Regions from separate parts of the Mus musculus genome. Here region 2 is linked to region 1. Evidence: chromatin loops called from intact Hi-C (ENCODE). Cell type or tissue: heart. All regions are shown on one strand. Each heading gives the region's core, and the rest is flanking DNA. Links, peaks and the distances in the headings are about the cores only. Region 1 holds the start of Suds3 (suppressor of defective silencing 3 homolog (S. cerevisiae)). Region 2 overlaps Taok3 (TAO kinase 3).

The links. Peaks named below come from ENCODE experiments on the same cell type or tissue, not always from the same donor. Only the 100,000 strongest peaks of a DNase experiment are listed, where the experiment ranks them.
Region 2: it touches region 1 in a loop (2.1-fold over the local background); 2 of 42 quality-filtered maps call a loop at or near these places.

The regions. Positions count from the first base shown.
Region 1 is chr5:117,109,618-117,121,130 of GRCm38, reverse strand. It overlaps Suds3 (suppressor of defective silencing 3 homolog (S. cerevisiae)), which reads left to right and starts at 5,138. Exons shown (of 12, transcript NM_178622.5): 1 at 5,138-5,459; 2 at 8,252-8,321; 3 at 11,318-11,373. The coding sequence starts at 5,318. Taok3 (TAO kinase 3) reads right to left here and starts at 1,002. Exons shown (of 21, transcript NM_001199685.1): 1 at 792-1,002. In heart, for the core only: CTCF peaks have their summits at 4,895 (motif pointing left) and 6,348 (motif pointing right); DNase peaks (open chromatin) are centred at 3,458, 5,000, 5,150 and 5,850; H3K4me3 peaks cover 2,019 bases; H3K27ac peaks cover 1,506 bases.
Region 2 is chr5:117,200,435-117,211,947 of GRCm38, reverse strand. It overlaps Taok3 (TAO kinase 3), which reads right to left. Exons shown (of 21, transcript NM_001199685.1): 6 at 8,653-8,698; 7 at 7,553-7,649; 8 at 5,188-5,301; 9 at 2,303-2,394. Among named protein-coding and RNA genes, the nearest start is that of Pebp1, 81 kb to the left of the region's middle. In heart, for the core only: a CTCF peak has its summit at 6,908 (motif pointing right); no DNase peak of the experiment used is centred there.

The DNA of each region.
Region 1 (11,513 bases), core at 2,220-7,219:
TCACGCTGCGCAAGCTCTTCTCTGGTACTTCACTCACCGGCTCTCCTTGGACTCTCAGTGCTGTCTGTCCCTACTCTGGGTCCCTCAGCCCACACCCTTTTGGGGACCCCTCCCTTCACTCGGCTGCCCTAAGCCTTCCTGAGGTCCTCTTTACACTCATCGCAAGAGCATAGTTTCAGAACTACTGCCCTCGCCTCCCCAAAAGTCTCCTTTGCTTATTTTCCTGTCTCGGTCTCTCTAGGGTCCCCTTCTTTCATCCCGCTGCCTGAGTTCTCTCAAGTCAACCTGCTCAGTCTGCAGTCCCAATCCCTCTGAGTGTCCCTCCCTGGGTCCCGTCTGCTTTTCCCACCGGCCCATCAGGGGCGGATCTCCTCGCTCACTCACTCCGTCGTCGCAAGTCCCTCCGGGGTTCTTTCGCTTATCCCACGGCCAGAGTCCCTCTTCAAGTCGCCTCGTTAATCCCATTGCCCTGTCCTGTCTTGGGGTCCCCTTGCTCTCCCGCGGTATTTCTCGGTCCCCTCCTCATCCTGATGTCCCCATCTCTCTCCGGGTCCCCTCGCTCACACGCAGTCCCTCTCAGAGTTCACTCCTCACCCCTGTCCCCATCCTGGTCCTCTCACTCTTCGCGATCCCTCTCGGGGTCCGCTCCTCACTCTCCGTCCCGGTCCTTCCCAGTCCCCCCCCCCCCTCTCCCCGGCGCACTGGCAGAACCGCTAACAACTCCGCTCCCGGGATGCTCGCGGCCGCTGCGCCGAGGACTCGGGATGTCACTCGGGTGCCCGCGCTCTCACCTCAGCGCTGTCACCCGCGGCCCCGGCGCCGCCGCCTCCTCTCACTCGTGCCCAGAGTCGCTCTCGTGCTGGGTCTTCGCGTGCTGGGTCCCCACGCGCAGCCTCCGCCCGCGAGTCCCCGTCGCGCCCCACTCTCCACGCAGGACCCTAGCTGCCGCCGCTGCTGCTGTCCGAGGTGCGGCTCCGCCAGGGGTGACCAATCGCACCCGACTGCGCAGAGCGCGCCCCGCCCCCACTCGACCCCGCCCTCGACTCCGCCCACAGCCATGCTTTGATAGGTTCTCTACTGACCTTCCCTGATCGCCGCTCTCGGGGTCCAGGCCGTATATAGGCGCTCGATTGACCTTGCCTGGGAAGTCCGAGCGGTCGATGGATCCAGGGGATTGGCGGAGCTGGTGGTGGGCGGGTCCAGGTGGGCGGGGCTTTCCCAAACGCGGAAGCTCTCTTAACTTGGGTTAGCTATGGCCCCTTCGGGCGCGGTCAGCTCTGTTTGTGCTGCGCCAGGGTCAAAGTTCTTGGCTCTCTTTCCCCACGCCTTGTCTTGTCTTGTCGGACCACCGTGGATAAGATCGTGGGGCCAGTCGGATCTTTCTCTGGACCTTTCACAGCTCCTGGCCATCCTTAAGGGATGCTTTCCTCCTGGGGCTTGTAAATTATTTTCCAGCTCTCAGGAAGGGGAATGCGTTTTCTTGCTTTGCGTTCAGTGACCCTACGTTTACTGCTGGAGAGAGGGGGAAAAAATCTGTGGACCCAGCTAAATGCTTACTTACCAGGGTCTGGGCACATTTTAAAATGAGTGCGATGTGAATACCAGTACTCTGTAGGCAGAAGCTGGAAGATCGCCTCAAGTTTGAACCCAGCCTGGGGTATCTAGCTAGATCTTTTCTCAGAAGCTAAGAAAGAAAGAAAGGAAGAAAGAAGAAAGAAAGAAAGAAAGAAAGAAAGAAAGAAAGAAAGAAAGGAAGGAAAAAGAGGAAAGAAAGAAAGAAAGAAAGAAAGGAAGGACGAAAAGAAAAGAGAGGAAAGAAAGAAAGAAAAGTGAAAAAAGAAATACACATTTTGTGAGTTTTGATTACCACAGTTAATGGAGGAGTTGGGGTAGGGGGACCCCGTTGGCTTTGGCAAAATTCCAGCAAGCGTATCTAACTAAATCTTTCAGGGCCACGGGCTTTAATGAACCAAAGGCGGAAGGTTGATTGAGCTTTGACCCCCCAAGTGCAACCTGCAATAACCTGCCTGGCTCCATCCTAAGCCACGCGGAAACATAGTGCCTGCCAGAGGTTAAAGTGCACCAGGACCTGTCTCATGTTTTTTGTGTGGAAATAGCTGTGTTGTTTTCAGTTGATGGTGGAAGCTCAAAGCAGTTTTTCTGCAGGGACACATTTTCACCCTAAGCCTTATCAGACGTGGACACTCAACTCCTGGTCAACGCTCTACTACAAAAAAATATTTAGTTTCTATTTATCTGAGATTGGGTCTCACCTAGGATGGCTTACTGGCCTAGAACTCTCAGTGTGGACAGGTTGGCCTTGGGCTCATAGGGATCTGCCTTCCCCTGCCTCTGGCTGCAATGAAAGGTGGGTCCCAACACGCTGGCCTTTTTTTTTTTTTTTTAAAGTACTGGATATTGATCCTAGAGATTCAAACATGTCAAAAAACTGATCGCTCACTCGCTCTCTCTCTGGTATTTCCCCAGCAAAATTTACATCCTAAACATTGCATATCAAACTTCATCTGGGTAGTCTGACTGAATATACTATTTGGGAGAAGTGGTGGAGAATTTTAAGGGGTGAAACTTGATTTTGAAGGTTTTACAAACAATGATAAAATTTGGTTGAGCTAAAAGTCAGGAGGGATTCTTAAAAAGTTCATTTCCCTCCTCACTAAGTAGCACTTAGTAGGGCTGCTCCTTGGGCCAGCTCTGCAATTTTCATGGAAGATAAGGGACAAATTGTCGTCATCCAACCATTTGTGTCTCTGTAATCCATGTAAAACAGAAACGCATGAAGACTAACACTGGCTGTCTGTAATCAGGGAGACAGAAATAAAAGTTAAACACAAAACAAGATTACACACAGTTTAGTAACAAACCCAACTGTCATTTGTTTCATTGTATCAATGGATTCTGAGTTCAAAAAATGATGCCTGTTAATTTGTTGCTTCTTTAATAGTATTGGGAGCTGCGATCCCACAGTGTGCTGGATTACAAATAGTCTACATGTGTTCCAACAGTTTACACACACACACACACACACACACACACACACACACACACACACACAGAGAGAGAGAGAGAGAGAGAGAGAGAGAGAGAGAGAGAGAGAGAGAGAGAACAAGCACACGCAGGAAGCTGACCTCATCCTCTGGAGAAGAGACAGCTCCGAGAACCTCTGCTGAGGCTGGGCTTGAAGAAGGACTCTTGTCGAGAAGGGGCTTCAGATCCCGAGCTGCTGGAAAAGCCGTCCCAGCTTTGCATTCTGGACATTCTTGCATTTCTGCAGAGAGGAACTCTTTCTTACAAAGAGAGCCAAGATTTAATTAAAACAAGGTAGCAAATAGGAAATGTCAAAAGAAATGCGACCCAGAACGAATGTTCTCATTTTTAGAAGTCTCTCTGGGGGCCCATTTGGAAATGCATTTGATCACAGAGGCTGTGAGAAACAGAATACTGTCCCCGGGTTCCACCCCGCTTTCTGCTGTGTTCCCATCTGCCGGGCCTTAATGCTTGTTCTGTTTTCTGCAGATCTGAGTTAACTGAATAGGGTTCCTCTGGACACATCTTCTCTGTCTCTCCAATTAGGGAGTGAAGCTAGGGTCTCCAGCATGCCGAACAAGTGCCCTACCCAGCCACAGGCATACATGGCCCATCCTTTTTAATTTTGCTTTCAAACAAGGTCTCATTAAACTGGCTGGCCTTGAACTCATTGTGAAATCCAGGCAAGCCTTGATGTTGCTCTGTCCTCTTGCATTTGTCTTTCTGAGCACCTGGGATTATTGTTGTGAGCCACTAGGCAGAGACCATAGGTTTTTGCTGCTGCTGCTACTGCTTCTGCTTCTCCTCCTCCTCCTTCTTCTTCTTCTTTTTGTTTTTTGTTTTTCGAGACAGGGTTTCTCGGTGTAACCCTGGCTGTCCTGGAACTCACTCTGTAGACCAGGCTGGCCTCAAACTCAGAAATCCACCTGCCTCTGCCTCCCAAGTGCTGAGATGATTCCTCCTATTCCTCCTCCTCCTCCTCCTCCTCTCCACCTTCTTCCTCTTCCTCCTCCACCTCTTCCCTTTCCTCCTCTTCCTCCTCTTCTAAGCAAAACTGTAACACTATGTTTCACAGGGCTACACAGATTAACACATGGAGAGATTCAGTTTCATGGCTTGGTTTGTTTTTTTTTGTTTTTAAGACAGGGTTTCTCTGTGTATCCATGGCTGTTCTGAAACACGAATTGCAGACCAGGCTGGCCTTGAACTCAGCCTGCCTCTGCCTCCCTAGTCCTGGGACTAAAGGTCACTTTGCTCAGCGTTGGCTTCTGAATTTAAGCCAATGTAGTTCCTGGAGGGAAATGCCCTATTTACTCAAGTAAAAATTAGCAGGTTATTAAATTACTGTTTTAGGCTAAAATACCTTAAAAATTATGTTTGGGGAAGCACAAGGAAGTTATCCTGTGGACAGCTGTGGATCTGGGATGCTAGACTGACGCCACCGTTTTTTCTTTTTTCTTTTCTTGAAAGGAGAAAGAATGACAACTCTTTTGATCATTTGTAAAACCGGTAGAACAGCTTACCCAGTAAATCTACTCAAAAGAAAGTACTGGCAAGGCCTAGGGACACACTTTCACCTGACCGGTGGATGAAATGGCAACAACTTGCCTTTACCATAATTTTTAATAAAGCCCCCATTAAGGCAGGGGAGCAACCACGCACAACATTTTCTGTATCCCACACACTCTGGCTGGCCAGGCGTCCAAGCCCACCGCGGGAACCGTTCGTGCCATTCACCTGCATGAATCAGAGACCATGCTACCTATCCAGGGCTCTGCAAAGCCTCCGCCCATCAGGTCGAGTCCATCCACACTTTAGTTTTGACTCCAGGCGCCGCCTGGTGGCCACTGCCAGAAGTGCCACCTCCAACTCCGGGGTCCTGACTGCTGGCGCGGCTGCCCCTGGATATGCCTGACTCCAGAGACTCCCGCCTCCGCCCCTTCCGCCGTGGCCGATCGCGGATTCTTAAGACAGTGACGCCGCCGCGGCCGCCGTGTCAGAAACCGTGGAGCCCCGGCGTCTCACCTACCGTCTCGAGGACGGCCTGATCAGGCTGTCACCGAGCAGCCCACGACCCGGAAGTAGCCGGCTGCGCGAGGCCCCCGTTGCCCAGCGCGGGCGCCGGGGTGCGGGGTGGGGGGCGGAGCTCGGAGCCGAGGGGAGTCCCGGTGCCCGCGGCTCGGAACCGCGCGAGGTTGCGGGGCTCCGGGGACGCAGCCAGGCGGCCGCGATCTCCGCGGGACCGGCTCCGCCGCGGCCCCGAGGCGGCGACATGAGCGCCGCGGGGCTGCTGGCTCCGGCGCCGGCTCCGGCTGCAGCGCCGGCCGCCCCGGAGTACTACCCGGAGGACGAGGAGGAGTTGGAGAGCGCCGAGGACGACGAGCGCAGCTGCCGGGGCCGAGAGTCCGACGAAGGTGCGGGTGTGGGGACGGGGCCCGGGTGCGGGTGGTCAGAGGTCGCCAGAGCTCTTGCGAGCCAGGGGTCCCCAGCCCAGCGTCTCTCATTTCCGCACTCGGGTCGGAGCAATGCTCGCCCTGGCTTTCTCGCTCCCAGCTTCTCTCCTCCCACTGTTTTAATGCCCCTAGCTCCGCTTGGGGAGCCGGAATGGGACAGGCGATAAGTCTTCCTTTGGCCGGCACCTCTCCCCCGCCCCCAGCTTTGTGACCTTAAAGCTGTCTTGTTTACCCACCTCCTGCGTGGTAGCTTGGAGTCCTCATCTCCTAGGTTGGGAGGGGTTCAATGGAATCGTGTCCTGCCACGGCGAAGTGGGCGAAAGGGGAGGTTGGGATTTGTTTTCAGGTCCGAGTAGTCTGCATTTGCGTGATCGCTCCTCCAGCCTCAGGTCTCGATCCGGGACCTTGTTTATTTACCTTTTGGCGGGTGTGAGGGACACCCAGAGGGATTATTGAGGAAGGAGCTGGCTAGGTGGGGGAGAAGCTAGAAGCAGAAGGGGCAAGGGGAGGTCTTTGTATGGGCGGAGTGGACAGTATTCAGGCATAGAGTCGGGCTGTAAAAAGCCAAAAGCTACCCCCAACTGCGGGCAGGATCTTAAGTCTCTCAAATGCGTAGTAACATAGCTAGCTGGCTCTAGACAGGGCTTCCGTGAAAGTTCCTTCCACCGAAGGAAAGGAGGCGGCTTTGTGAGGACTTGGGTCTGCTCCGGCCTCAGTGCACGCAGAGCAAGTTATAGGAACTGAGTGCGTTTGTTTTAACTATGGTTAAAAAACAAAACAAAACAAAACAAAAACAAAATCAAGGTTTAACTAGGGATTTTTCAATGTGAAAGGTGCACTTCTTTTAATGACCACGAGGGGGTACAGCGAAGACAAAATTGACCCTCTTCACTCAGGCCATTGGATCCAGATCTTTGCTTAAGACCAGTTTAAATTAAGCAGTTTAGAACACTGATTTTTCTGAGGGTCCAGGTTGGAGTGGCTCACGACTGTCTATATGTCGCAGGATATTTGATCACACTGTGAACCCCGAGACCGTGTTATTTATTGAAAAAAACAAAACAAAACAAAACTGTTTTTACTTGGGGTGTTGCTCAGCCTTAACACACACCTTTAATCCCTCTGGCTGGAATGCAGACATGCCCTTAGTACATATATTTTTAATCCCAAACAATCAAGGTAAAGTTAGTTTGTATTAGGAAACCCCTGTTTGAAAGTGATGTCTAATTGAGTGTCAGCAAGGTGATGGATCAGAGGCAGATTTGACAGAATGGGATATAATCAACTCTCAGGAGATGAGAGGGAAAAGGGTATTTAAGAGAGCAGCACAGAGAAGAAGAAGGAGGCGGTTTTACTGGGGCAGTTTTACGGGGGCAGTTTTACGGAGACAGGTTGGAGAACAAGCTAGACACAGGTGAAGGCAGACCGAGCCAGAGAATGAGAAGGAGCTGAAGATAATGCCAAAGTTAGAATGAGGCCAAGCAGAGCCATTCACTAGAAACTGATTGAAGCCAGATTGAAGCAAGACAGCCTGGAGAGGAGTTTGAGTTGAACCATCCCATCAGAGCTCAGAAAGAACAAGAAAGGTGAGTTTATTCAGCAGTAAGTCTCAGAGGCTGAAAAACATTCTAGGCCTAGATTAGATGTACAGGGGCTGGAAACATTCAGGACTAGGCTGAAGTTAGCAGAAGGAGGCAGTGAGCCTCCCAGATGGCAAAAACCATCAGGTGAACAAAGGTTATCTTTTGCATCTAAAAACTACAGCCCCAACCATCATCTGACCCCTTTGGGTACCAGGCATGCACACAGAGACAAAACACTCATACATGTAAAACAAAATAAATATAATTGAAAACTTTTTTTTTTCTTTTCAAGACAGGGTTTCTCTGTGTAGCCCTGGTTGTGCTGGAACTCACTCTGTAGACGAGGCTGGCCTTGAACTCAGAAATCCGCCTGCTTCTGCCTGCTGAGTGCTGGGATTAAAGGCGTGTGCCACCACCCCCGGCTTGAAAATGTTTTTTTTTTAACTCACTAATTTTGCTGTGTGTCTTTATGAATTCATATGCACCATGTGTACCTGTATCCTTTGAAACCAGAAGAGGGCGCCAGATCCCTGAGAACTGGAGTTCTGGGACTTCATAAGCCATCTGATAATGAGTGTTGGGAGACCGATCCCATATCCTCTGCAAAGAACAGTGAGCTCTATTGAGACATGCCTTCATCCCCCTTGTTAAAATCTATTTAAATACAAGGTTTGGAAGCATTTAACAAAAAGTGTCTTGCCCCGCTTCTGCACATTTTTTTCTTTTTTTTGTTTGTTTGTTTGTTTGTTTTTTTTGCCTGTTAACTTGGAAATCCGTTCAGTTATTAGGATTGAGTCTGTTGTGGGGATGGTCTCTTTTCACTGCATACCTCTAACCGTGATGGGATGGGGGTGCGCATGCCCAGATCTCCTCTTGGACTGTGCTCCGTTCACTGTTGCTCTGTGGCCTCTGTCTGGTGTGCCCTCTTCTCTTACTGTGCGTCATATTAAAGTACATTCTCAGCATAAACCCAAGTTGGAGTGGCATTTCTCTTTTTTATTTTAAACACACACACACACACACACTCACACACTTTTTATTAGCAGGTTCATGCAGACCCACATGGGATAGAAACTCCTTCTTCTCCCAGAAGTCTGCCGATTACGCTGTCATGATGCGGATTCTGTGAACCTGATCATAACTGCCCGCTTCTCCCCTTGTTTCGCCCAGACACCGAGGATGCCAGCGAGACTGACCTGGCGAAGCACGATGAGGAAGACTACGTGGAGATGAAGGAACAGTGAGTAGCCCGGGTGCCTTTTCTCTGGAATACAGAGGCCCCCTTTTGACCTCAGTGCTTGCAAAGCACAGATGTTTCTGTAGTTTCCCTCTCTGGTTGCATCTAGGAGCCTTCCTGTTAGGAGCCTCTTCGGAGGCTAGACTAGCAGGAGCCGTGATGGGCATGGTGGGCTGGGGCAGTAAGGCCGTTAGAATTGCTGTGAAAACTGGTACCCAGGACAATGGGTATCTTGCAGGCCCCCAGCCCCTGTCCTATATTGTGGGTCATATGCTGGGTGTCCCAAGTGTCCTGGGAATTGAGGGAGCAGGCTGCCACCCCCTTTCCTGCCACATTCTGTTTGTTCTCACACATCTTCACGAAAGCCACAGTCAGCTAAAGCTCTGACTGTTTTCTGAGAGGGGTGAGAGCGTTGTTTTGAGACCGGACTAACCTTCAGTTCACAGAATGCAGGGATTGATGGTGTTGTCCCCACGCCTGGCCTTATTATTTTTATTTACTCATTTTTTTTGAGACAGGGTTTCACTGTGTAGTCCTGGCTATCACAGAATTTGTTCCCTAGATGAGCCTAGCCTTGAACTCTCTTGAATTCACCAGCTTCTATCCCCAAGCCCTAGGATTAAACGTGCACCCCCCCCCCCCCCAGCTGTCGTTAGTTTTTAAAAGAAACACACCGTCAACCACCAGCAAGAAACAAATCCAGAGTCTTTCCCTGTTGCCAGACTGGTGTCAGGCTTTTGGGTTCCAGGTGTCCTCCTGCATCAGCCTTCCAAGTAGCTGAACCTCAGGTGCCTGCCCACCGCTCTTGCACCTGCTACCTGATCTGTGCCCAGATGTGTGGTCGCGTAGGGCGTGTTTGAGATAGGGGATCACTTGGAGGTGATCTAAGGCTGCCTTGAACTCACCGCAGTCTTCCTGCTTCATCCCCCAAGTGCTGGGTTACAGGTTTTGAGGCTCCGTGCCCAGTTTTCAGGAAGTGGTGACTGGGTCTATCTCAAGGCTCTTGGTTTTGAACCCTTAAACTCCTGTAGGCTACGTAGTCCCCATTTCTTCCCCTGGCTTCTCCTTTCAAATGTGCATGCCCTTCTCTCTAGCATCGGTCATCTTCAACCCAAAGCAGGAACTCAATTAGGTGTGACCGCTGCTGGGCGAGGACACATTAACAATTCATGTGTGTGCACTCAGCTGCACCTGAAACTCAGCCTGGTCCTGCTGCTCTGCCAGCTTTTTACTGGCTGAGTCCGGCCTGCTTGAAACTTGCTCTCACAGACTCTTCTCCGTGGATGTGATGTCAGTGGATCTGGTGCCCAGCCCCGATTCCTTTCTCATTCCCCAAGTAATCTCTTTGCCTGCTCCCTTTTTGTGGTAGGGAATTGATGTCCTGGGTCTACAAACTTCTCAAACACTGTCCTCGCCTGTCTTTGCCATGTTTTAGAAACAGTTTTTTGTTTGTCTGTTTGTTTTTTAAGACATTTCTTTTTCTTTTATGTGCATGGGCGTTTTGCCTGCATGCTCTGTGTACCATGTGTGCAGTGCCCTCAGAGGCCAGAAGAGGGCGTTGGTTATCCTGGAACTGGAGTTATATATAGACTGTTCTGGAAGAGCAGCCAGTGCCCATAGCGCCTGAGCCACCTCTAGAGCCGGGCGGCCCCTCTCAGCAACAGTTTCAGAGATAAGCGTTTGATTACCGTGCCTCCTTCATACTTACTAAGCTGGACATCCGCTGTGATGAGAACTGCGGCCACTGTGGTGTACCTGAGTTGTGCGTTAGGACTGGTCCCCAGAGAGCAGTCGGGAGGGCTCAGGGACCCCTCACTGTCCTGAAGCGAGGGGTTTGTGCGTTAGGACTGGTCCCCAGAGAGCAGTCGGGAGGGCTCAGGGACCCCTCACTGTCCTGAAGCGAGGGGTCTGTGTGTCTGTTAGCCTTTCTGAGGAGTGAGAGGGTCTTGTTGAACCGTGTTCTCCGAGGCCTTTGTTGTTGCCACTGAGAAACTGGGAGGTTTTCATGGAGAAGCAGAAGCACTGCCCCAGATGTGATGTGCCCGGCCAGCCTCCCAGCCCAGATGGACTCGCTGGTGTGTGGTTGCCTGTAACCCCTCCATGTGCTAGGTGTGAACTGGCCACATTACTTAGTGTGCTCTATGCCCTAGCCTAGCCGGGGCTGCATCCAGCCTGCATTTGCCTTTTGAGCTTGGATTGGCATTCTTTTTTCTTGGAAAGGTAGTAGCTTTCACGTGGTGGGAAGGGTTGTGGGCCTGGTCCTTAACAGCCATGCTGTCTGTAGGGCGGGTGTGCTGAGGGAACCACATCCCACCATTCACAATCCCTTGGAAATCACATTTTTTTAAAAGATTTATTTATTTATTATATGTAAGTACACCATAGCTGTCTTCAGACACTCCAGAAGAGGGCGTCAGATCTTGTTACAGATGGTTGTGAGCCACCATGTGGTTGCTGGGATTTGAACTTCGGACCTTTGGAAGAGCAGTTGGGTGCTCTTACCCACTGAGCCATCTCACCAGCCTGGAAATCACATTTCTGTGTATTCTTCTTGTGCGTTAAGGGGGTTATGCTGTGTTGCACTGTGAGTCAGGTGACAGCTTGCAAGGACCGGTTCTCTCCTGCTACTGTGCTTGCTGGGTCCACAGGTGAATCTCCGGCCATTAGTGCTGGTGGCAAGTGTTCTCGCCCCATTTCCTCAGCCCCCTTTTGCCTGCCATTCTTGGTCTATTCTTGCTTACCTTGTACTGTAGGGATGCGCTAGTGCCTGTGGCTCTCACCCTGTGCAGTTCGCACGGCTTCATGGGTGTGTGTGTGTGTGTGTGTGTGTGTGTGTGTGTGTGCATGCACTTCAGGAATGTGGGGGCGTGTCTCTTTGTGATCCCTTCATCTCAAACCTCTTCAGCCTGACTCCCCTTCTCTGCCCTGAAGACCACCGCTCGCATCTCCAGGTCAGCCCACTCCTCCAACCTGTGCGCTGAGTCTTTCCTCTTTTGCAGGATGTATCAGGACAAACTGGCATCTTTGAAGAGGCAGCTGCAACAGCTTCAGGAAGGTAGGTGTGCCACTGCCCGCGCTCCACAGTGCCCCCTGCTGCAAGCCATTGAAGTCTGTGAGTTTCGCTTCTGTCTGGGAGTGCAGGCGAGGAGGGTTGAGACTGGTCTGTTTGAGTCATCTGTACATGGTCTGCTGTCT
Region 2 (11,513 bases), core at 4,018-9,017, 89 kb before region 1:
TAGGTGTGCTTTCATGTGTGTTTGCATGTACATGGCCTACATGTGTGGTGTGTTTGTGAGTGAATGTGTGTATGCATGTCTGCATATGTGTGGGTGCACATGTGTGTGCATGCAGATGGAGGCCAGAGACTGGCGTTAGTGCCTTCCTTGACCGTGCTCTAAGGGGTCTCTCACTTGAACCAGAGCTTGCTGATCCAGCTAGTCTCGTCGGCCAGCTTGCTTCAGAGGTCACCTGCTGCCTCCTCCTGAACTCTGTGACTGTGCCTGGGCTGCCAGGTCCTGCCCCTCTATGGGAAAGTGCTGGAGAGCTGGCCCTGATAGTATGGGCTTGAGAGAGCAGGTCCTGCCCCTTGCCAGGTACCACAGTCAGGAGTGCTGGCCCTGCCCCTTGCCTGAGTGAAGCAGGAGAGCTGGCCCTGATGGCCTGGGTGCAGGAGAGCCGCTGGGCTGACCAAATCGGCATCCACCCGGGCCCAGATCCAGGTCTCTGAGTTACCCCACCCCAACATCTACCCCATCTATGAACTGCTGTAGTGTACGAAAGGACCAGTCCTGTAGAACTAAAGATGCAGGCTCTCTGTGACACAGGGCCACAACAGGACCAGAGGCCTCAGACCACCAATGACTCATTGCAATGAACATCTGCAAATGAAGCTGCCTGGAGATAAGGGTGTGCTGTGTGACACACACCGTGACACACCGTGACACACTGCTGCTTCCATGGTGAGATCTGTTTGTGTGTGTGTTGTTTTATTTAAGGTGGGGACTGCAAGGGAGGGGGGCAGATACAGAGGGATTGGGAGAGGAATGGGGTTTGGGTACATGATGTGAAACTCACAAAGAATCAAAAAAAAAGTTACAAACAAAACAAAACAAAACAAGTGGGCAGCCACATTGGCATCGGTGCTGGGGATATGAACCTGGTCTTTAATTAAGGCAGGAAGGATTTTTATCTATTGAACTGTCTCCCCAGTCTGGATCCCATGTTTTCTTAGCCGAAAGGATCAAAGAACAGGAAAGCCAATCTTGCTACATGACATTTAAAAAGTTCCTGCTTCAGGGAAAGACAATGGTTACATCTTTGTGGACTCTTCATCTGGGCCAGCCGAGATCAGGATTTAGCGGGGCCAGCTTAGTGGGTTGTGGCTAACAGTTCTCCCTGGCTGTGCTAAATTAGAACCAGTGGGCTGTACTCTACTTGAGAGAGAGATGACCCAAGGGCACCCCACTCTTGGATAAGTACTTTTGCCTTTGAAGGGGCAAACACTTCTTATGAAGAGATCTGGTGGGCAGCCCTAACTGCAGGTGACACTAACTGCTTCTAGCTATGGAGTTCCTGTCCTGTGTCAGGTACTCACTGTCTCAGGCATGGCCTGGATGCTGCTCACGCCTACCAGAGACTGGCAACTAGGGAGGAAACTGAGGTACAGTGAGGCTCAGGACTGAAATGGGTAACAAAGTAGTGGTCTCCTCTGACCCCGCGAGCTTCCCAACTGCTGGGACCTATGTATGCCACCATGTTTGGGGTGTGTGTGTGTGTGTGTGTGTGTGACTGTGAGTGTGTCTGTATATGTGTATGTCTGTGTGTGTCTGTGTGTCTATGTCTGTATGTATCTGTGTGAGTGTGTATGTGTGCGTATGTCTATGTGTATCTATGTGTGTCTGTGTGTGTCTGTGGGTGTATATGTGTGTGTATGTCTGTATGTATCTGTGTGAATGTGTATGTGTGTGTATGTCTATGTCTGTGTATGTATGTGTGTGTGTGTATCTGTGTGTATGTGTCCCTATGTGGGTGCTGGGAATCTGTTAAGGTCCTCTGGAGAGTAGCAAGTCCTGAGCACCATTCCAGTCCCTGGGGATAACTGTCAAGCTGGTGCATCTTTTACTATGAAGTTTTCTTCAAGGTTCTACCACTGGGTAAAGTTATATACTTGAGTCTTCTAATATTTCCCCCAGTATGGCTGGGTTCTAAAGCAAAGCCATGGAGTTACTGTAGAGACAGGGTGTGTGATGTCTCAGGTCAGGAAAGTCTCAGGTATTAGCACTTACCAGCTTGTGTTTCAGTGTTTGCTAACTGCACATCTGCTCAAACTCCTTTAGCTAAGTCAATAGCATGGAGACATAGCAGAGAAGGATCCCTTTTCTGTGGCATACCAGAGCATGGAAAGTGTCTCCAATACAGTCACAGTCTCCAATACAGGCCAACCTACAGCTGTCTGTCACTGGGTAAGGGCGGGCTGAGTTAACTGATGGGCATGTGTGAGGACCAATCAGCAGAGCCCCAGTGGAAGCTCCTCCTTACCCAACTCTATGCAGGTGATGCCAAGCGACCAGATGTCAACTTTCCCGTCGTACTGCCCTTCGTCCATAGCTAAGATTACCTCTGGGGCCATCCTGCCAAATGCAACGTGCAGAGTTCAAGTTGTCAGTACAAACGAAATTTTCATTTTATAAAACTACTCAGTGCAATAGATTTAAGGGCATTCAAATTATTTTTAAAGGTACTTAAGTCCCCCCCCCCTTCATTTTCTGGGAACTAAACCTCAGTTTTCTGCAAGAATAGTGAGTAACTTAACTGCTGAGCCATTTCTCCAGCCCTCATTTAAAGTAGTCAATGTTTGTTGTGGTGTTATTCATAGAAGCCACATAAAGAAGTCAACCTAGAAAATCAGCAGGTATGTGGCTAAGGTGAACATAGTTCCTGCACACAATGGAGGTGTCTGTGACAAGGAGGTTTGAATGAGAATGGTCCCTGCAGGCTCACAGATTTGAATACATGCTCCCCTGTGCTCTCCTGGCTAGTGGAACTGTTTGGGAAGGACTAGAAGGCGTGGCTTGTTGGAAGTGGTTTGCCACTGGGGGAGTGCACTGAGGTTCAAGACTCCTACCATTCCTAGTGTATTTGTCTGCCACATGGTTAAGCCTTAAGATGGGAGCTCTCAGCCTGTTCCTACGACCACACCTGCCTCCCTCCTGCCATGCTACCTGCCATGAGAGTCACTGACTAATGCTCTGAAATTTTAAGCCCCAATTTAAACACTTAAAAATAAATTATCTTTGTTTTATGTGCACTGATGATTTGCCTGCAAGTATGTCTGTGTGAGTGTGTCATATTCTTTGGAACTGGAGTGACAGATGGTTTTAGCTGCTATGTGGGTGCTGGGAATTGAACCTGGGTCCTCTAGAAGAGCAGACAGTGCTCTTAACCACTGAGACACTTCTCCAGCCCCCAATCCCTGCTTTCTGAAAATAAGTTGACTTGGTCATGGCGTTTTATCATAGCAATTGAAAAGGAACTGAGCCGTGGGGGAATGGAAGGGATTGAAGGTCATCATGTTATATGAAACAAGCCAGACTCAGAAAGATGAATATAGGAGGGAGGGAGGGAGGGAGGGAGGGACGGAGGGTGATAGGGAAGGAGGGAGGGAGGGATGGAGGGGGAGAGGGAAGGAGGGATGGATAGATGGAAGGAGGGAGGAGGAGAGGGAGGGAGAGAGGGAGAGAAAGAGGGAGGGAGGGGAGGAGATAAGGAGGGAGGGAAGGATAGAAGGAGGGAGGCACAGAGAGAGGGAGGGATGGATGAAGGGAGGGAGGAGAGAGAGGCAAGCAAAAAGGGAAGCACCTGGGGGTGGGGTGGCTGTAGGGTAGCAGAGTGGAGGAGGACACGGGGATGAATTTGAACAAAGTACATACATGCCCTAGCTGGGAGAAAATATCATGACACAACCTACTATTTTGTACACCAGTTAAAATTTAATTTTAAAAGTTCAAAATTTTTCCTGACTGATATTTCCTCACACATACTACTCTGAAGAACAACACTGCTGAACACACAAACATCCTTAGTGATTTCTAGGGAACACGGCGTGATTTCAATACATCCTGGCTCCATTATTCACTCTCGCCTTGCTCTCCGGTCGTTATTCAACGATGGTCTATCTGTCTCCTCATCTAAAGGACAGACAGGCGTGTCACAGGGACCTCACGGAGATGTGTAAGGTATTAGTATGCTGTGAGCGCCGACAAATGACTTATTCTAAAAGACATGGAAAAATGTTTGGAGGGACAGTATAAAGGATCGTGACCTGCTGTCCCAAAGCCACTGTAACTCACAGAACAGGTCAGGCTCTGGCAAAGGGGGGTAGCGTGCCTGACCCTGAGCAGGGAGGGGACTCTGCCCTCTCTCTGGTTTGGACAGTGCTTGGGCCTATTCCGTGTTGGCAGTGGTTTGGTGAATGCGATCTTGAGATGAGGTGGAAAGTCAAAAAGCAGCTGTTTTTAGGAGAGTTTTCTAGAAGGTGTCTTTTTCAAAGCCGTGATAACATGATGGAATATCGTGGACGTTCAGAAAGGGGATCCGGAACACAATGAGGGGGAAGACGCCGAGTCAGAATGTCGTCACGGCTGGTGAAGCATCAAAGGACTCCACTGAGTCGGGAGCTTGGATTTCTTCCATTCGGTCTTGGTAGGCAGCCAGAGAACGGTAAAGGGAACCCTGCCTCATCTGAGCACGCTGCCTCCAGGGAACAGTTCAAAAGAGACCTCAAGCGAAACCTTAGACGGAGCTAGCCCAGCAAGCTGATAACTTCGCACAAAGCAGATCCAAAGCCAGTTGCCTGCTTTCAACAATTTAAGGTCACTCTTCTCGGCTAGAGAGGTTTCTAACCTTCTCAAAGGAAATCTGATTGGTGCACATTGTGAAAACAGCTTTTTTGTTTTGTTTTTTTTGGTTGTTCTTGTTTTTGAAGCAGAATCTCTCTATGCAACCCTGGTTGTTCTGGTGTCAAACTCACAGAGATCCATCTGCCTCTGCTGAGGTTTAAGGTACACCACTAGCCCTGGCTGGAAACCCACTGTTGAGATGAAACCAGGCCAGGCGGCCAAGTGGTACAGGCTTGGGGGCTTAGCTCCATGGTGGCCTGAGGCAGGAGGATTGATCGCACATTCAAGGTCAGCTTGGAATAGAGAACGAATCCATCTGAGGCCAATCTGGACACATTAGTGAGACCGTGTTTCCAAATGAAGAAGATGGCGATGTAGCTCAGCGGCTGAGCACTTCCCCGGCATCCTGCAGGCCCTCAGTTCAATCCCTGCCACTGTACAAACAAGAATGGGGACACCAAGTGCTCTCTGCTCACCCTCCCTTGTGTATATTAAGCCTACACTGTATCTTCTCAGTGTACCTACCAGTAAGGAGTCCCCACAAAGGAGTTGGCGGGAGAAGCCATGGAGGCAGATCCGAAGTCAGCCAGCTTCACCTGACCTGGCTCTGTGAGGAGGATGTTCCCTGCTTTAATGTCCCTACAGGAGGGAAAGAAGACGATCTGAGAGTTAACTTCTTAATACTTACTAAGCAGGAAGCCAGAACATGCAATTAGCGAGATAAAATGTTCACTAAACAAAACAAACACACAAGCATACTTTTCTCAGAGATGACTGCCTGTTGTAAGGGAGCCGCATTCCTGGGCGGTCACTGGAAGGACTTCCAGGAGGAGCTGTCTTCAGAGAGAGGGGTAGAGCGAGGGAGGGAAAGAGGCAGCCATGCCAGTCAAGGAGCGCAAGGAGACCGCAACCCTTACAAAGCGTGTTCTTCAGTGCTTTCTCCAGCCACCACCGACATTCCTTGTGCTGGGAGACCTGGAGCCACTGGTAACTGCCCTTTGTCCCCCACTTCCAAATCTGACATGCCTGACGCTGCCACCCTGACCAGGGTTCCTTAGCTGGACACATACCTGTTCTGTCTCGCCCGTGCCCCTTTCTGCCTTTAACTGTAACTGCCACTCTAAGGCATGGGAGGGTACGGGTTACAGAAAAGGTGTTATTTAAGAAATAACACTGTACAGAGAAGAGAAGACCCTGAAAGATCAAAACAGACAAGGATTAAGGGTTAGGAGTTTGCAGTCAGCATCCCTAGGACGGGTCGCAGCTGGTTTTGCCACTTAAGATGCATGGTGCAGTCAGGTGTTAGGGAAAAGCCATTTGAAAACTCAGGATGAAGGATGATGCAGATGCCCCCTTGTGTTTCTTAAGATGGGAATGAGGACTGGAAACCATGAGCTGCAAGCTGACGATGGGCTGAGACACAGCTGGGAAAATGGAGAGAAAGCGATGGGTGTAAGGGTGTCCAAAACTTCCCCTGGAATGACAGCTTCCGCCTCAAGATGACACTGGGCAGAAAGACTGAAAATAAACATGCTGTTTATTCTCTAACAAAGAAGGGCTTGGAGATGAGACGTCCCACAAAGCCATAAGAAGATGAGATGAACGGTATTCAGGGTTTGTTCGAGGACAGGTCCTCTATAGTCCAGGCTGGCCTTGAACTCTTTATGTAGCACAGGTTGGCCTTGAATTCCTATTCCTCTGCCTCTACTTCCCAAGTGCTGAGATTATAATATATGCACATGCCACTGTGCCTGGCTATGAGACAGGTTCTATGTTGTCCCAGCTGTCTTGGAAAGCATTCTGTGGACCAGACTGGCCTTGAACTCACGGAGTTTATCCTGCCTCTGTCTCCCAAGTGCTGGGATTAAAGGTGTGTGCTACCATGCCTGGCTTTCATTTTTTAATTCAATGAATGTTAAAAGAAAAAAAAAACACTTAAAAAACCTTTTTGTCTTTTCCATTTCTTTCATAAACAGTGTGCTGATTAAAGTAAGAAACAAACACAAAAGTAAACTGTAGCTTTGGATGAAACCCAGCAGAGGTCCAAGCGAGTCAGAATCCAGCAATGACAGTGAATCCAAGAAAACACACCTCAAAAATGTAATAAGTCCATTGATAAAATGGTCAATGGACTTAACCAATATTTACCAGTTGTGACTGGTTCGTTGTCTATTTAACTTATTTTTTATGGTCCCTAGGGCTACATGGTAGCCTGTGTGTGCTATGAAATGTATCCCCACAGAGGTCAGAAGAGGGCATCAGACCTCCTGGAATGGGAGTTACAGGCAGTTTTGAGTGTGAGCCACCATTGAGTGCTGAGGACCTTTCATGTGTGGACTGACACAGACTTCAGGCATGGGAAGCCTCTGGGATGTGAGGCACCTGTTCCTTACAACAGGAAAGGGATTGCTCAGCGCGATGCTATCCTGTGCACGGGAGTCAACCGGCTTCTGTTCTCCCGGCTTCTGTTTTCCTGACTTCCTTGCACTGTCAGGAGGCCAGCTACTCACATAGGAAGCAAAGCATGGTGGTACATGCCACAAATGCCGGCCCTTCGGAGGCTGAGGCGGAACCAATGGAGCTCAAGATCTACCCGGGCTACATTATGAGTTCAGGGCCAGCCTGGGCTACATTGTAAGATCCTGTCCCAAAAGAGGAAAAAAAAAAAAGAATCTAAAACTAAACATGCCACCATCACCCAAAAACAACAAATAAACAGCCCCCTGAAACATGACAGGGTGCAGTCTTTGCAGGGCTATGGGAGAGGCCGGGAGGTATCGTTTGCCTCCTGTGATCCCTTAGCGCCCCCACCCCCCAACACTGGACCCCATGCTGATTCCTGTAGTCCCTGGGCTATGGAGCTAGAAAGGGAGCTGGGGTTTGGACTTACCTGTGAATCAGGGAGTGAAAGTGGAGGTAGGCCAGCCCCTGCAAGGCACCATGGGTGATAGCAGCGATCTCCACTTCCTGAAGTGGTTTCTTATGAACTGAGGGAGGAGGAGAGAGGGTCAGGATGGATGGCCAGCCTTCCACAGCACAGAGTGACAGAGACTTTGCCGAAGGACAGCTGGAGAGCGAATTCACCTAAACGCACGGAAGCTGTACCGTGCACAGCATCAGCAGTGGATGAGGAAACCGAGGGCACAAAGATGAAGCTAACACAATACACTCCACAGGCCTGCAGCAGTAATTTACTGATCAGTGTCGAGTCAAAGCGATGTCGGTTCTGACCCAGCTGGCCCGGGTTTATCGGTCCCTCCTGACTGCGTTCTAGGCCATGCTGCTCGCCTCTGCCACAAAGTCACCACAGTTACCCTTGACCTAAGAGGGTATGAGGCAACTTCTATTGAGAGGTCCTGGTTGGTTTCAGAAGGTTTTTAAATAGAATTTTTAAACACAGCTAGCTGCTGGGCACACACAGCAGCAGTGGTGGGAGAGCTCAGGTCCGTCGTTGACTCTGCACATGGGTAGATACTAGTGAGTTGACAGCACCTCCCCTCTCACATCCGTGCCCACTGTGATACTGGAAAGGCACAGGCAGTGACATTTATACATGGCTTTGATGGTTTTTGGCTAGTGCCCGCCCGGGACAGCCATGCAGCTGAGATCACCCAGCTATAGTGTAGAGATTATGTCTATACAGTATACCCAGTGACCCTTAAACTGCCTTTCAACCAGAGGCTCAAACTGCACTATGTCTAGTTGTCTGGGAATAGATAGCATTCTTTTTTGTTTTTAAGATTTTATTTTAGTGTCCGTGCCTGTACATGTGGCCTGCCTGTGCATGCGTATGTGTGTGCACATTGGGTGCAGGTGCCTGTGGAGGCCAGAAGAGGATGCCAGGTCCCCAGAGCTGGAGTTACAGGCATTTGCCTGGGAGCCCAACTGGGTCCTTGAGAGAGAAGAGTGTTCTTGCCGCTGAGCTGTCTCTCCAGCCCCATGGAGAACGTGACAGAAGGAAAACAGAAGAGGCTATGATGTCATGCTTACCTTCTAACAAGTCAGAGGCTGAACCTAGGCAGTACTCCATCACCAACTGGAACAGAGTGGAAGATCGGAATAATAAAAGTTAATGAGAAGTTCCTCAAGTTAACCACACCAAACCAACCAAATAGCTACAAAACCAACCAAACAGCCAATCAATCAACCAAGCAACCAATCACAATCCAACCTACCCCAACCAACCAACCAACCAACCAACCAACCAACCAACCAGCCATATGCCTACCCAAGTACCCAATCGACCAACTGACTAACCAATCAACCAAGCACACAACCAACCAACCGAGGCACTAAGGACATCAGGAGGGAAGATACTTGGCCTGCCCTAAACCTGCCTTGTCTGGCCACCTGATAACAAACTGATTTTCATAATCTTCCACACTTCAGTTCTTGTCACCTTTGCCTTGGCCTTGTCCTCAGCCCATGAGGGTTGATGTAGACATGGTCCCTGTAAGGCACTCAGGCTGAGACTACCAGATCCGACCGGATACCTCCTTCCCATATTGCCTTGTTTCATAATAGGTGTTACATATATATAGACTTTATTACTCATTGTTTGTAACCTAGAAATTGTCAAAGAATACACAAACCAGAAAGATTGGTGTTGAACTCAAGATTTTGCACCTGATTTGTTTGGGGTTCAATCCTCAACACCAAATATAAACAGAAAACTCCCAGTTGCCAGATTGTGGTGGCATACACCTTTAACCCTGGTACTTGGGAAACAGAGATGGGGGTATCTGTGCGTTTGAGGCCAGCCTGGCCTACAGAGTGAGTTCCAGGACTACATAGTGAGACTCAGTCTCAAAATCTCTCCCCACCTCCAAAAAGGAAAATCCCCAGTTAGCAGTGTGGACGGTCTAACGCTTGAAATAAGCACTGCCTGGTATTATAGGGAGGACTGCAGTGTGGACGGTCTAATGCTTGAAATAAGCACTGCCTGGTATTATAGGGAGGACTGCAGGACTCATGCCAGCCCAGAAAAGGATCAAAAGCTAAACTGGGAATGTGCTTCCCGATGGATGTATTGGTTGTACACCACGGTGAAGTCAGAGTTGTGTGGGGAGCTACTGTGTTCTAATACAACTTTAACACTGGACAGGGGCGAGTTGCACTGTGTTCCTATTCTTTCAAAAGCACGATGCCGAGAGTGCTTTCCTTAGTCCTTCACACAGAGCCCTTTGCAGCCCAGCTATGCACTGAGTAGGTCTCAGCTCCCTTTACTTCTCCTACATGGTCAGGTTACTCTTGGTGCTGTTTGTCTCCCTGGCTCTTGCAGCTCAGTGAGTAGGAGAGCTTTCTAACTAGCAGTCACGCTAGCTGTGGATGGAAACCAGGTAAGCAAGCTGGCTAGACCTCCGCGTAACTGAAGAGCAGCCGGGCCTGGAGGAAGAGCAGCCGGGCCTGGAGGAAGAGCAGCCGGGCCTGGAGGAAGAGCAGCCGGGCCTGGAGGAGGAGCTCCTGGGCCTGGAGGAGGAGTTCCCGAAGCGCTGGCAAGACTCTGGTTACTTGGAATGTGCAGCGTTTATCCTGTCCAACCCAGGTCTTCCCAGACTCCTCCAAGGCTGCTGGGGTGGCCCAGAGGAACCCATTTCCAGGGAAGATGCTCCTTTGATTGACATCTGTTCAGGCGGGAAGCAGAGGCTCTAGGCAGCTGAAAAGCTGCTTGGAGGTGGGAGAGATAGCTTAGTGGGTAAAGCTCCTGCCTTGCAAGCATTCGCATCAGAGCTTAGGCTCTAAGCAAAAGTGGGGTACATGGGTGTGTGCCTGTAATCTCAGTGTAGGGGACGTACACGTGGGGATCTCCTTGGGGCTCACTGGGTAGCCAGTCCAATCAGATAGGCAAGTTCCAGGTTCAATGAGAGACACTGTCTCAACACATCAGGTAGAGATCCACTGGGGGAGACACCTGACTTTCAACTTGTGGCACACACACACACACACCCCGAAATGGACTTCTTGAGCAGAAATGCTTACACAGAATGTCCATTTCCTGTTGGTGATGGGATCCCGAAAGGCTGTGGTGTCCCGAGCAACCCATCACAGACAGGTATATGGGACTTTAAGCTAAAATGCCTAATGTGATTAACACCTTCATATTCTAAATGATATGTGACATGCTAATGTCAAGCAGTGACAGTCACCTAAAAAAAACCCTAAAATGTGTGGAAGCGCTCCCCACTCTAGGTCCATGGTGGTCGTATCATTTTGTAAAAACTGTATAGTCAAATGGAACGGTGGGGGCGGGGCGGGGCTGGAAGTGGCAACGATGAATGTTCTAGAAGAGGGCTGAGGAGACAGCTCAGCAGTTAAGGGCACTATTCTGCTCCCAGCACCGCGTGCCAGTTCATGACCGTCTCTACCTCCAGTTCCAGGGGCACTGAAGGCCTCTTCTGACCTCTGTGGGCACTGTAAACCTGTGTGGTATACAGGCAGGCAAAACACTCATATGTACAAAATAAAAATAAATAAGTCTTAAAAAAAAAAAAACATGTCGGGTGTGGTGGCATATGCCTTTAATCCCAGCATTCGGGAGGCAGAGGCAGGCCGATTTCTGAGTTTGAGGCCAGCCTGGTCTACAGAGTGAGTTCCAGGACAGCCAGGGCTATACAGAGAAACCCTGTCTCGAAAAACAAAACAAACAAACAAACCAAACCAACCAAACAAACAAACAAACATTCTGAGAGGAGAGCTGGCTCAGGGGCTCGGTGGCTCAGGCTGTTGGGGACTCAAATCCAATTCCTGGGACACATTTTGTGGAAGGAAGGAAAGAACTTCCACAAGTCCTCTGGCTTCCACGTGTGTGCCGAGGCAAACGTGGGCACACAAAATAAATATAATAATCATGC